Regions from separate parts of the Homo sapiens genome. Here regions 2 and 3 are each linked to region 1. Evidence: chromatin contacts called from ENCODE Hi-C or POLR2A ChIA-PET data. All regions are on one chromosome and are shown on one strand. Each heading gives the region's core, a stretch centred on a gene start or an enhancer-like site at or near the end of the contact. The rest is flanking DNA. Distances are from core to core; before and after follow the strand shown. Region 1 has its middle 74 kb from the start of MIR5197. Region 2 overlaps ARHGAP26 (Rho GTPase activating protein 26). Region 3 has its middle 70 kb from the start of ARHGAP26-IT1.

What was found. Hi-C counts contacts between places; a loop is a spot of excess contacts on that map. ChIA-PET counts read pairs that join two places held with the same protein, here RNA polymerase II (POLR2A). Pooled maps may share reads with other maps.
Region 2: a pooled map shows a loop between it and region 1 (2.7-fold over the local background). The contact joins two enhancer-like sites. A Hi-C loop is called at or near these places in 2 of 37 single-sample maps with no recorded cell type and 9 of 50 pooled maps. POLR2A ChIA-PET finds 5 or more read pairs at or near these places in 1 of 52 experiments (GM10248).
Region 3: a pooled map shows a loop between it and region 1 (6-fold over the local background). The contact joins two enhancer-like sites. A Hi-C loop is called at or near these places in 6 of 50 pooled maps. POLR2A ChIA-PET finds 5 or more read pairs at or near these places in 2 of 52 experiments (OCI-LY7 and activated naive CD4-positive, alpha-beta T cell).

Annotation. Positions count from the first base shown.
Region 1 is chr5:143,603,978-143,607,417 of GRCh38, reverse strand. No RefSeq gene overlaps it. Among named protein-coding and RNA genes, the nearest start is that of MIR5197, 74 kb to the left of the region's middle. Within about 2 kb of position 1,942, at least 7 of the 41 ENCODE cell types and tissues checked have a DNase peak (open chromatin) inside an H3K27ac peak, as active enhancers do.
Region 2 is chr5:143,174,512-143,177,951 of GRCh38, reverse strand. The region is part of intron 20 of ARHGAP26 (Rho GTPase activating protein 26); the gene reads right to left. Among named protein-coding and RNA genes, the nearest start is that of ARHGAP26-IT1, 16 kb to the left of the region's middle. Within about 2 kb of position 1,716, at least 9 of the 41 ENCODE cell types and tissues checked have a DNase peak (open chromatin) inside an H3K27ac peak, as active enhancers do.
Region 3 is chr5:143,260,784-143,264,223 of GRCh38, reverse strand. No RefSeq gene overlaps it. Among named protein-coding and RNA genes, the nearest start is that of ARHGAP26-IT1, 70 kb to the right of the region's middle. Within about 2 kb of position 1,708, at least 6 of the 41 ENCODE cell types and tissues checked have a DNase peak (open chromatin) inside an H3K27ac peak, as active enhancers do.

The DNA of each region.
Region 1 (3,440 bases), core at 693-3,192:
CTGGAGTTCATTGGATACCCATGTTCTCTTATGAAAGGAATCCTTTATGGGTAGCTTAAGCTGGTTTGTTTGTTTGTTTGTTTGTTTTCACTTGCAACCAAGAAATCCTAAGTAATACAAGTTCTCATTCTGTTGTCTCGGAAAGGGGCATTAGTGACTTCTAAACCTTCCATGAAGCTAACCTAGTTTTAACTAATTTTGATTTATATATGTAAAAAGTAACGCATGAACATGGCACAAGTAAAAAAACTGAAAGTAAAAATCTTCCTCTACCCTCAGTCCCTAAGTAACTGTCCTTAATAGTTCTTTATATATCTTTAACAAAATGTTTATATAGATACAGATAGACGTATTGATATTTTATTTTACATAAATGGAATCATTTTACAAATGTTCTGCTGTTTGGTTTTTATACAGTAATATACCTAAGATATGTTCCCATGTCAGAAAATATGTATCTATCTTATTATTTATGAAGGTTGCATAATATTCCATTGTTTGGAAGTACTGTAATTTATTTAATCTCCTAGGACTTAGATTGTTTTCAGTTCTTTAGTATCATGCTGCAATGTCTTGCCCATGTATCTTTGAGTGCTTTTGTGAGTCTATTTGCAGTAAAAACCCCTAAATTGTAATTGCTAGCACCCATGATTTGTGCATTTTAAATTCAATAAATATTGTTTAACTGACTCCTTCCATGAGTCTAACTCTGAAGAAAGGAGCATTAAAACCTCCTGTAAGTAGAACTAGAAAAGGTGTGGGATAGTGAGTCAGATAAAGCACAGAACACTGAAGTATGAAAGGGAATATGGTTTTGTATGACACAGGCCAAAAGATGCTCAATGCTTCCTCATCTGATATGACCAAGACCAACGAGTTCTTAATGGGCCATTTTGAGTCACCACGATATAGATTTATATTCACCCACATCCTGCCTGGTAGGGTGAGACATGACCAGTAAAACCCAGTCCCCCTGTGGTTGAGAATTTATGAACTCAGGAGAACCCTGGAGACGAGAATATTTTTTTCTCAATCTTGCCTCCCTTCCAAAAGTTCTTCTGAACAAAATGAAAAAATGGGATTTCTCCTATCTAAGAGTTTATTTCACACTTTGTGGTTTAGAGAGCAACATGTCACTCCTTATAGGACTCTGGGGTGGCTATGACAATAATACCCATTTTACAGATGATGAAACTAAAGACAAAAAAAAAAGTGACTTTCCCATGGTAATAGAACAAGTAAGTTTTAAAGCTGGATTCAAGCCAAGGACCTCTGGCTAGAAAACAGTCCTTCTTTAAAGCAACGACACTAAGCTGAAATAGCTGATTTTGACCCCTTAAATAAACCGTTTATTTGTAGCTAGTACAAGCCACCTGTTAAGCAATAGTTTTCCAATTGGGTATTTGGGAGCCATGTAAATACAGTTCCTGTGCATCAGCAGGGAGCTGTCAGGGTTTGAACCTTCAAGTTTCCTCTCTCACATTATTGAGTCAAAACCCATCACATGTTAGAAAAGAATCAACTCCACTTAGGAGAGAGCTGACTGAGCACAGGCTCTTAGGAAAGAGATGAGTAAATACTTCCGATAATTAGACAAAAAGTCCTAAATTAGCAAAGCTTTCTGAGAAATTTTGACATGTTAGGAAATCCTCAGAACTATAGAATTGCTTTTCTGCAACCACTTACCTTCCCATTCCCTACTCCCAGCACATAACCATCAAGCAACCAAATGTCCATGAGGTCGGAGTTCTGTTAACAAACCAGCAGCAGTAAATGCTGGCCCATGGGATGCCACTCTCTGTGTCCAGTGGCCTTGGATCTCCACGAGGAAACACAGTTCCCTCAAGTGACAAGAGCTCTGCCTTACAATCATGAGTGTTAAAAATAGATGTGTACATGCAAGAGGAACAACCATGGGAAGTGGTTTTTGGCATTTCCTGTGGTCATATGTGCATCTGTTACCCGCCAACTGATTTCTAGAATGTGATTACAGATAGCTTACAGTAACAATTTTTATACCAAATGCCTAACTAATAAAAACATATGACTCTTCAGAAGTACAAATGCAAGGTATGGTGAGGAATTGAAGAAACAATCAGCATGATTCAGATCCTAAAATAAAATAAATCAGCACAGATTACATGATTCTATATTCCAGGTGTTCTCCTCCCTTCCTTCCACTTTTGATCTACACACTTTCCATCAGTGATCTCATTCAGAACCATGGAATTAAGCATCATCATTACCCTTATAATACCACAACTCCCTCTCCAGCCCTAGATATCTCCATTGAGCTTGAAGCTTGTATAGCCGACTCCACCTTAATATCTTCAAATGATTGTCCAATAAGTATCTCAAACTTGACATAAACAAAACAGAACTTTGTGGGGGTTTCTTCCCCAAAAACCCATTTCTTTCCCATTCTTTCTCAAATAAGTAAATGGTAACATCCTTCACCCCAGTTCACATACACACCTCTAACAATTTTTGTTCATCCCATCTTTTTCCTCATATCCAATCCATCAGCAGGTCAAGCCACATGTCTCCACATCCATGGCTGCTCTTCTAGTCCAAGCTTCCTCCATCTCTTGCCTGGATTACTAAAACAGACCTGCTTTTATTCTTGATTCCTGGCAACCCATTCTCCCCTGCCTAACCCCTCCATCTTCCATCACACTTAAGAAAAAAAATGCCTGGCCAGGCACAGTGGCTCACACCTGTAATCCTAGCACTTTGGGAAGCCAAGGCGGGCAGATCACCAGGTCAGGAGATCAAGACCAACCTGGCCAACATGGTGAAACCCCGTCTCTACTAAAATACAAAAAATTAGCTGGGTGTGGTGGCACGCCTGTAGTCCCAGCTACTCAGGAGGCTGAGGCAGGGGAATTGCTTAAACCTAGGAGGCAGAGGTTGCAGTGAGCCGAGATTGCGCCACTGCACTCCAGCCTGGGCGACACAGCAAGACAGCAAGACTCCGTCTCAAAAAAGAAAAAGAAAAAGTAATGCCTTACTAATACCAGCAATGCCATACAGAATCTAGCCTCTCCTCCTGTCTGAATTACCTCATACCTCATTCCACTCCACAAATACCCAACATGCCTTGTTTCTGCTCCTCAAACATAACAAGCTTGTCCCTTAGGGCATTTGCTTCTTCCTCTCCCTGGAATGCTCTTCGTCCAGATCTTCATATGGCAGGTTTCCTTTGTCATTTGGGCTTCATTTCAACAGTCATCTCGCAGGCCTTCCTTGAGCACCCAAATCTATGTTGTTCCTTCTACCCTTCAGTCACTATCACATATATCATGTTACCAGGTGTTTTTTTCAACATGGCTAAATTATCTTTTCTTCTTCTTAATTTTTGGTTTCCTCCATTAGAATGTAAACTCTTGAAGTCGGGGGCCTTGTCTGCCTAGCTCTTTTTTTTTTTTTTTTTTTTTTGA
Region 2 (3,440 bases), core at 467-2,966, 430 kb after region 1:
CTCTGAGCCTCAGTGTCCCTCATTTAGAAAATGTAGGAGATAGTAGTTGCCCTGCACTCATCATGCTTTCCATCCGTATTTATCACACACCTGGAAAGAGCACCCTCAAGTGCTGGGGAAACAATAGTGAACAAGAAACAGGTGTGGGCCTGACCTACGTTACAGCTTAGAGCAGGAATCAGAGAAGAAAATGGGCAACTATAGTACAGTATGCCAAGTGCTATGATTTGGGTTAGTGCCAAAATCAAATGAAACACTCTGCAAACTGTTTCAAGTGGCTCTGAAAACTGAAAAGCACTATAAATATATTTTGTAGTATTATTGTTATTCCTGACAGCAGTGCCAGCCAGATCCTAAGCCTATCAGAAATTTTTCCCAACTTCTGGTCTGCCGACAGCACCTTGTCTCCAAGGCAGCTATGGGTGAGCATGCATATCAAATACATGTACGTGTCTGCTACTGACGTGCCAGCTCTGCCAGGTTTTCTGTGGTCTGGTAATCAACCATGACTGAGCGTCTTGGCATTCGATGAGTCCTGTTTTCACTGGGGAGCATTATGCTTGGTGATCTCACATACATTTCACGGATCCAAATCCTACAGGCTCGTGATGCAGCCTGAGAAGCTGATTCCTTCATTTGACAAGCACTATGTAGCAAACAAAAGCCAAACACTATTCTGAGAGGCCAACTAGATGGTCCTTGGTCCACAGATGATCAACTTAGTGAAAAAGACACTTGGGAAACTAATATGATGAAGTGTTATCATTTATTCTAGATTGTATATAGTGAGTGATCATATAACTTATCACCCAAACCAGCACATTGAAGCAGAAAGGCGCAATTAAATTTATACCAGGGCAACAGAACTAACAGGCAAATGAAGAGGTATGGTCCCTACATATAATATAAAGGTCAAATGGCTTGTTCAAAGTAATGACAGATGAGTGCCAGAGCCAAAGCACATTGATATTGTAGCCTAATTAGATGTCACTCACAGCTTTGCTTTCCACAGAACTAGTTATATACTTTACATGGCTCCTTGCAATACGTAATTCTCTTTGCAAATTAGATCCTAAAGGCATTTACGGATTCTGAGATTATGAGCTGAAAATTGCATAACGATGAAAATCAGACACCCGAGTCTCTTTTATGGTGGAAATTTTCATTATAGTATTGAAATTTAAGTTTCAATGCCAAATGTAGACCTCTGCCTAATGGTCTGCTACTTAGGTTTACGTTAAGCCCTTAACTAAAGTAATTCCTTCCGCAGGCTCCAAAATGAACTGTCTTTCCAAGTGCTTTTTAACATCAAAATTTAAAAGCTGTCTCTAAGCTACCCTGGGGCGAAGGTAAATTAATTTCTCATTTTTAGGCTGGCTCTTTACATTCAGTGGTGAAAGGACTTCTATGTCAATGCATATGAGCATGGAGGTGGTGCTCCCAGGAAGAAGAACCAGAGGAGGGACACAAAAACTCTCGAAAACAAACATGCCATGGTGCTTGGGAGTCACTATTCTGCCCAAAGGGTTCGCCTGCCAAGCCTGCAGGTAAATTCCCATAAGAAACTTACTTTCAAAGTAGAGTCCCACTGGATTAATTCCTACCATCTAAGAAGTGAACGTCAGTTCATAAATATAAAAGCAGAAGTGGCTGGCAAGTCTCTTATGCAGTCTGCTGAGCAGCAGATGGCTCACTACACAGGCATCATGACTTTTCATTTTTAAGGAACAAATGCTTGGCTAATCTCTGGCTAAGAGAAGACATAAATCTCATAAAGACAATTCTGTTTCATTGTCACGTGTCATATTTCATTTATTTATTTATTTATTTACTTATTTGAGACACAGTCTCACTCTGTCACCCAGGCTGGAGTGCAGTGGTGCCATCTCAGCTCACTGAAACCTCCACCTCCTGGGTTCAAGTGATTCCCATGCCTCGGCCTCCTGAGTAGCTGGGATTACAGGGGCACACCACCACGCCCGGCTAATTTTTGTATTTTTAGTAGAGAAGGGGTTTCACCATGTTTGCCAGGCTGGTCTCGAACTCCTGACCTCAGTTGATCCACCTGCCTCACCCTCCCAAAGTGCTGGGATTACAGGCGTGAGCCACTGTGCCTGGCCTATTGTGCCATATTTCAGATGAGGAAATTTAAAAATTAAGGGAAAAAGTCAAAATTGGCTAAAAACAAAAACCTTCTTATGGCAGTTCTCTCTCAAACCTAAATAAGAATCAGAAAGAAACCCAAGCCTGCTTTTGCAAAAATACTAAACAAACAATAATTCCCACACCCCACATATGCCCAATAGTATAAAACTTCTAGACCAGGTGTTGAAGTCTGTACCAACTGAGAAGGGCTGTTTATTAGAAATCTCTTACATTTTGGTATCCAACATTCTTCATTAAAAAAAAAAGTGTACCATTTTTTTCGAGTAGACACTGAAAATTTGGTTTAAAAAACAATCTTTTTTCTAAAACATTTCTGAAAATATCTTACATACTTACAAAAGAAAAACTCATGCTAAGTTGAGGTCTGACAGATAGCCTTTCTCTGTGACAAGATGACATCAAACACATTTTCCTTCACTGTCACCACAGAGTGCCACAGTCCTCTATCTGCAGGCACCCCTAAGCATTTTGCTTATGCTTCTCATGAGCTGCCTTTCAAGATGCTGATTAGTCCTTTCAATCATTAACTGTTTACAAGTTCTGCCAGCTGCAAGCCTGACCCTAGATTTCTGAATTTTTACTGGTTAAAATAATACCACCACTTAGTCATCTGTGAAGCACCAAAAAGTAAGAGTTAGCCCTTAGGTCAGTTAAATAGCCTTATATAGCAGAGAGAACATTTGGGCTCCTTTTATGTGGGGAAAAGAAAGTCTTTTAAAGAGCTAGAGCAACAGATGTATTCGGAGCACACAGGTTCTCTCTGGCATCCTTCCTGTAGCTCCACATCAAATTTGAAATGTAGTTAAATCACAGATTTACACTTAAGCTTCCTTATCTCTGATAATGGACTTGGAAACATATCAAAGAACCTGCCCATGTGTACTTATCAGTCCCTGACAGGTATGAGGCTTAGAAGTTCAATACAGGACTTTCTTGCTCACTTGTTTAGAAACTCAGAGGTAGTGTATCAGCAAGTATTTGGCTGAGGGTTCCAATTACCTATGATCCTATGTAATCCCATATTGCTAAAAAGTTGCCTGCTTATAGACTACAAATTTAAAATACTCATATGACGGCTAATTCACAACCATGGGATAGAGGTATATATCTACAAATAAATTATATGAATATGTTTCAACTTGTTTAGGGGATGGGGCATTTTCTCTCTTTAATTTTTACATTAATCTATTGCTTGGAATGGCTATTATATCAGTTGATAAAATTTCCAGACAGTATAAAAGGGTATCAGTATAAAAGGGTAGACAGGAAAAATA
Region 3 (3,440 bases), core at 459-2,958, 340 kb after region 1:
TTAATATCATCATTTTTATATTTGTTAAGAGAACATTCTACATTTAGAAGAGAGTTCTGTGAGAAAGGAAAATAAATATTGGGGCCCCAAAATCACTAAGCTAAAGGGAAAAGTCAAGCTGGGAACTGCTTAGGGCAAACCTGCCTCTCATTCTAATCAGTCATCTCTCTGCTCACAGAGATAAATGCATATCTGATTGCCTCCTTTGGAGAGGCTAATCAGAAACTCAAAAGAATGCAACCATTTGTCTCTTATCTACCTATGACCTGGAAGCCCCCTCCCCACTTGGAGTTGTCCCACCTTTTCCAGACTGAACCAATGTTCATCTTACATGTGTTTATCGATGTCTCATGTCTCCCTAAAATGTATAAAACCAAACTGTATTCTGACCACCTTGGGCATATGTGGTCAGGACCTGCTGAGGCTGTGTCATGACAGGCCTTGGCAAAAAAATCTTTCTAAATTAACTGAGACCTGTCTCAGATATACGGGGTTCACAGCTGTGAGGGAAAAAAATCAAGAGAAATGAAATCGAAAGCCTACATGAGCAACTTATTAGTTGTGAATCCTTGGGCAATTGTTAATCTTTCTGAGTATATTTTTCATATATACAAGAAGAATATTAATATCTGTCTTCAAAGGGATAATGTAACCACCACAAGGAGATAACATAATGTCAAAAGTTTGTGAATCATACGGTCAACATAAATTTTAGTATTAACAAAGAAAAAGGTTACTATTTTTCTGGCTCACAGAGCCTACTCTGAAGAAAGAGTTTAATGCACAATGCCAGTAAACAATTTGAAAATATCTTCAAAGGCACTGGCCACGGTGACTTATAAAGCAAGGAAGCAAATATTTCTTCTGCAATGTTTAGTAATGACTTTGAAAATCTTGTGTTTGTAGTTGTTTCAATAACATTATTTAACTGTCTGAGGCACTGGAAATAGTCTGGGGCAAGGGAACATAGTCAAGTGATTTAAAATAATTTTTAAATTTCATCTAAATAATGAGTTTTTTTAGATGTGGTTGAAATTTTCAATAAAATCCACCTCAGAGCTGGCAAAAGTTCAAGTCATAATTAAGAATTTTCAATGATTAGCCTATAAGTTCAAGTAAATAACATAACTGAATTATTCCAATGATAGCCTTCAATAGGTAAAAGATAAAGATTTAGAGAAAATGATTATTTTTGTATTGAATAGGCCTTTAAGGCTGAAAATGTGAAAATATGATGATTATACATTTCTTCCAGCAAAATATAGTGGGTCACCATCCACTAGGAAATTTATAAGTAAAAAGATGAACGATAACAAGTATTGGCAAGAATACTAAGAAACTGGAACCCCTATACATTACTGGGAATATAAATGGTACATCCACCATAGAAAACATTTCCTCAAAAAGTTAAACACAGAGTTACCATATAATCCAGCAATCCACTCCTAGATATATACCCAAGAGAACTGAAAACATATAATCACACAAAAACTTGTGCATGAATGTTCATAACAGCACTGCAGTAGTCCCCCTCATCTGTGGTTTCACTTTTCACAGTTTCAGTTACCCACAGAGTCTGAAAATATTAAAATTCCAGAAATAAACAATTTGAAAGTTTGACATCATGCACCATTCTGAGTAGCATGATGAAATCCCACTGTCCTGTCCAGGACATGAGTCATCCCTTTGTCCAGTGTATCCATGCTATACATACACTACTCACCCATTAGTCAGTTAGTAGCCATCTTGGTTACCAGACAGACTATCACAATGGGGTTTGGTACTATCTGCAGTTTCAGGAATCCACTGGGGGTCTTGGGATGTATCCCCCATAAATAGAGGGGGAATTACTGTAGTCACAATAGTCAAAGGTGAAAACAACCCAAATGTTCATCAATTGATGAATGGATAAATAAAATGTGGCCTCTGCATACAATAGAATATTATTTAGCCATGAATAAGAATAAGGTACTATTAAATGCAACGACACGGATGATCCTTGAAAACATTGCTAAATAGAAAAAATCAGTCACAAAAGACCACATAATGTGTGATTCCATTTATATGAGGTGTTCAAAATAGGCAGATCCATAGGAGAGAAAGTAGATTAGTGGCTACCAAAAGCAAAGGGAAGCAGCGGAATGGGGAGTGACTGGCAATGGGTACAAGGTTTCTTTTTCAAGTGATGAAAATGTTCCGGAATTAGATGATGGTGATGGTTGCGCAACTTTGTGAATATACTAAAAACCACTGAATTACACTTTGAAAGGGTGAATCATATCTCAAGTTTTAAAAATACAGTGTGTCAGAGCAGGGTGATGGAACAGATCAAACATGGCATCATCTTTGTGACCGGGGGCCATGAACAGTTTAGCTGCTTCCTACTCAAATACAGTAGGCCACAGATTACATACCTCTTTGTGGCAAAGAGTCCAAAAAACGCACTATCAAATTGCAAACAGGAACCAGAAAGCTAATATACCACCTCTCATATACAAAACTGCCAGGGACTCAGGTGAAAGGCTGGATGTGCTGCAACCTCTTTCATAGTTGATGTGTCCCAAGAATTCATTTTAAAAAAACAGTTTATCAAAAAATATACAGTACAGAGCTGAACAAAACATTTTTCACAAGCACTCCTTGCTCTAGCCAGATCCATCTTTTGGCCTTTAGGAGCACAGGGAAAACGTCTCAGCATTACTTTGTACCCTGAGTACAAATTTATCTAGAACATACTGAAGTTTCTGGAGAGTGAGGTGTTTTATAAGAGATTCTGCTCTGTATCTATAACATGGGAATAAAGCACTGCATTAAATATAATCCTAAAAGGATTCTTTGTTTGCCCTGCCAATTATGGGTATGTGGGCCGAAATCTGCCTCAAAGACAGTAATTAACATCATCAATGATGTTCAATTGTCTGGAAAAAAGCTGAAAAATCTCAATTATAATGAAGATCAACAAAGGGCCAACTAACCAGAACACTAAAATCCACTGATAATAGTTTTTAGCATTCTATCTTTAAAGAAAATGAGTGCAACTTTACTGTTTACACTCCAAATCCAAAATTCTAGGATGTTAGCAGGGGCTGTAAGGGTCAACACACACTCAAGCCAAGTTCGTGACACCATAGATGTGTGTGCTTGAAAGCCAAGGCCTACTTTTGTATTGCTCATGTACACTCAGAACTCAGTACACTGATTAGCATCTAATTACAAGATATCTATAATATCTCTTAATGTTTGATGAGTACAGCCATTATAGGAAATGCTATGGGAGATTCCTCAAAAAATTGAAAATAGAACTACCATATGATCCAGCAGCCCCACTTCTGGATATACACCTCAAGGAAACAAAATCAGTATCTCAAAGAGACATCTGCACTCCCATGTTCACTGCAGCATTACTCACAATTGCCAAGACAGGGAAACAATCTAAGTGT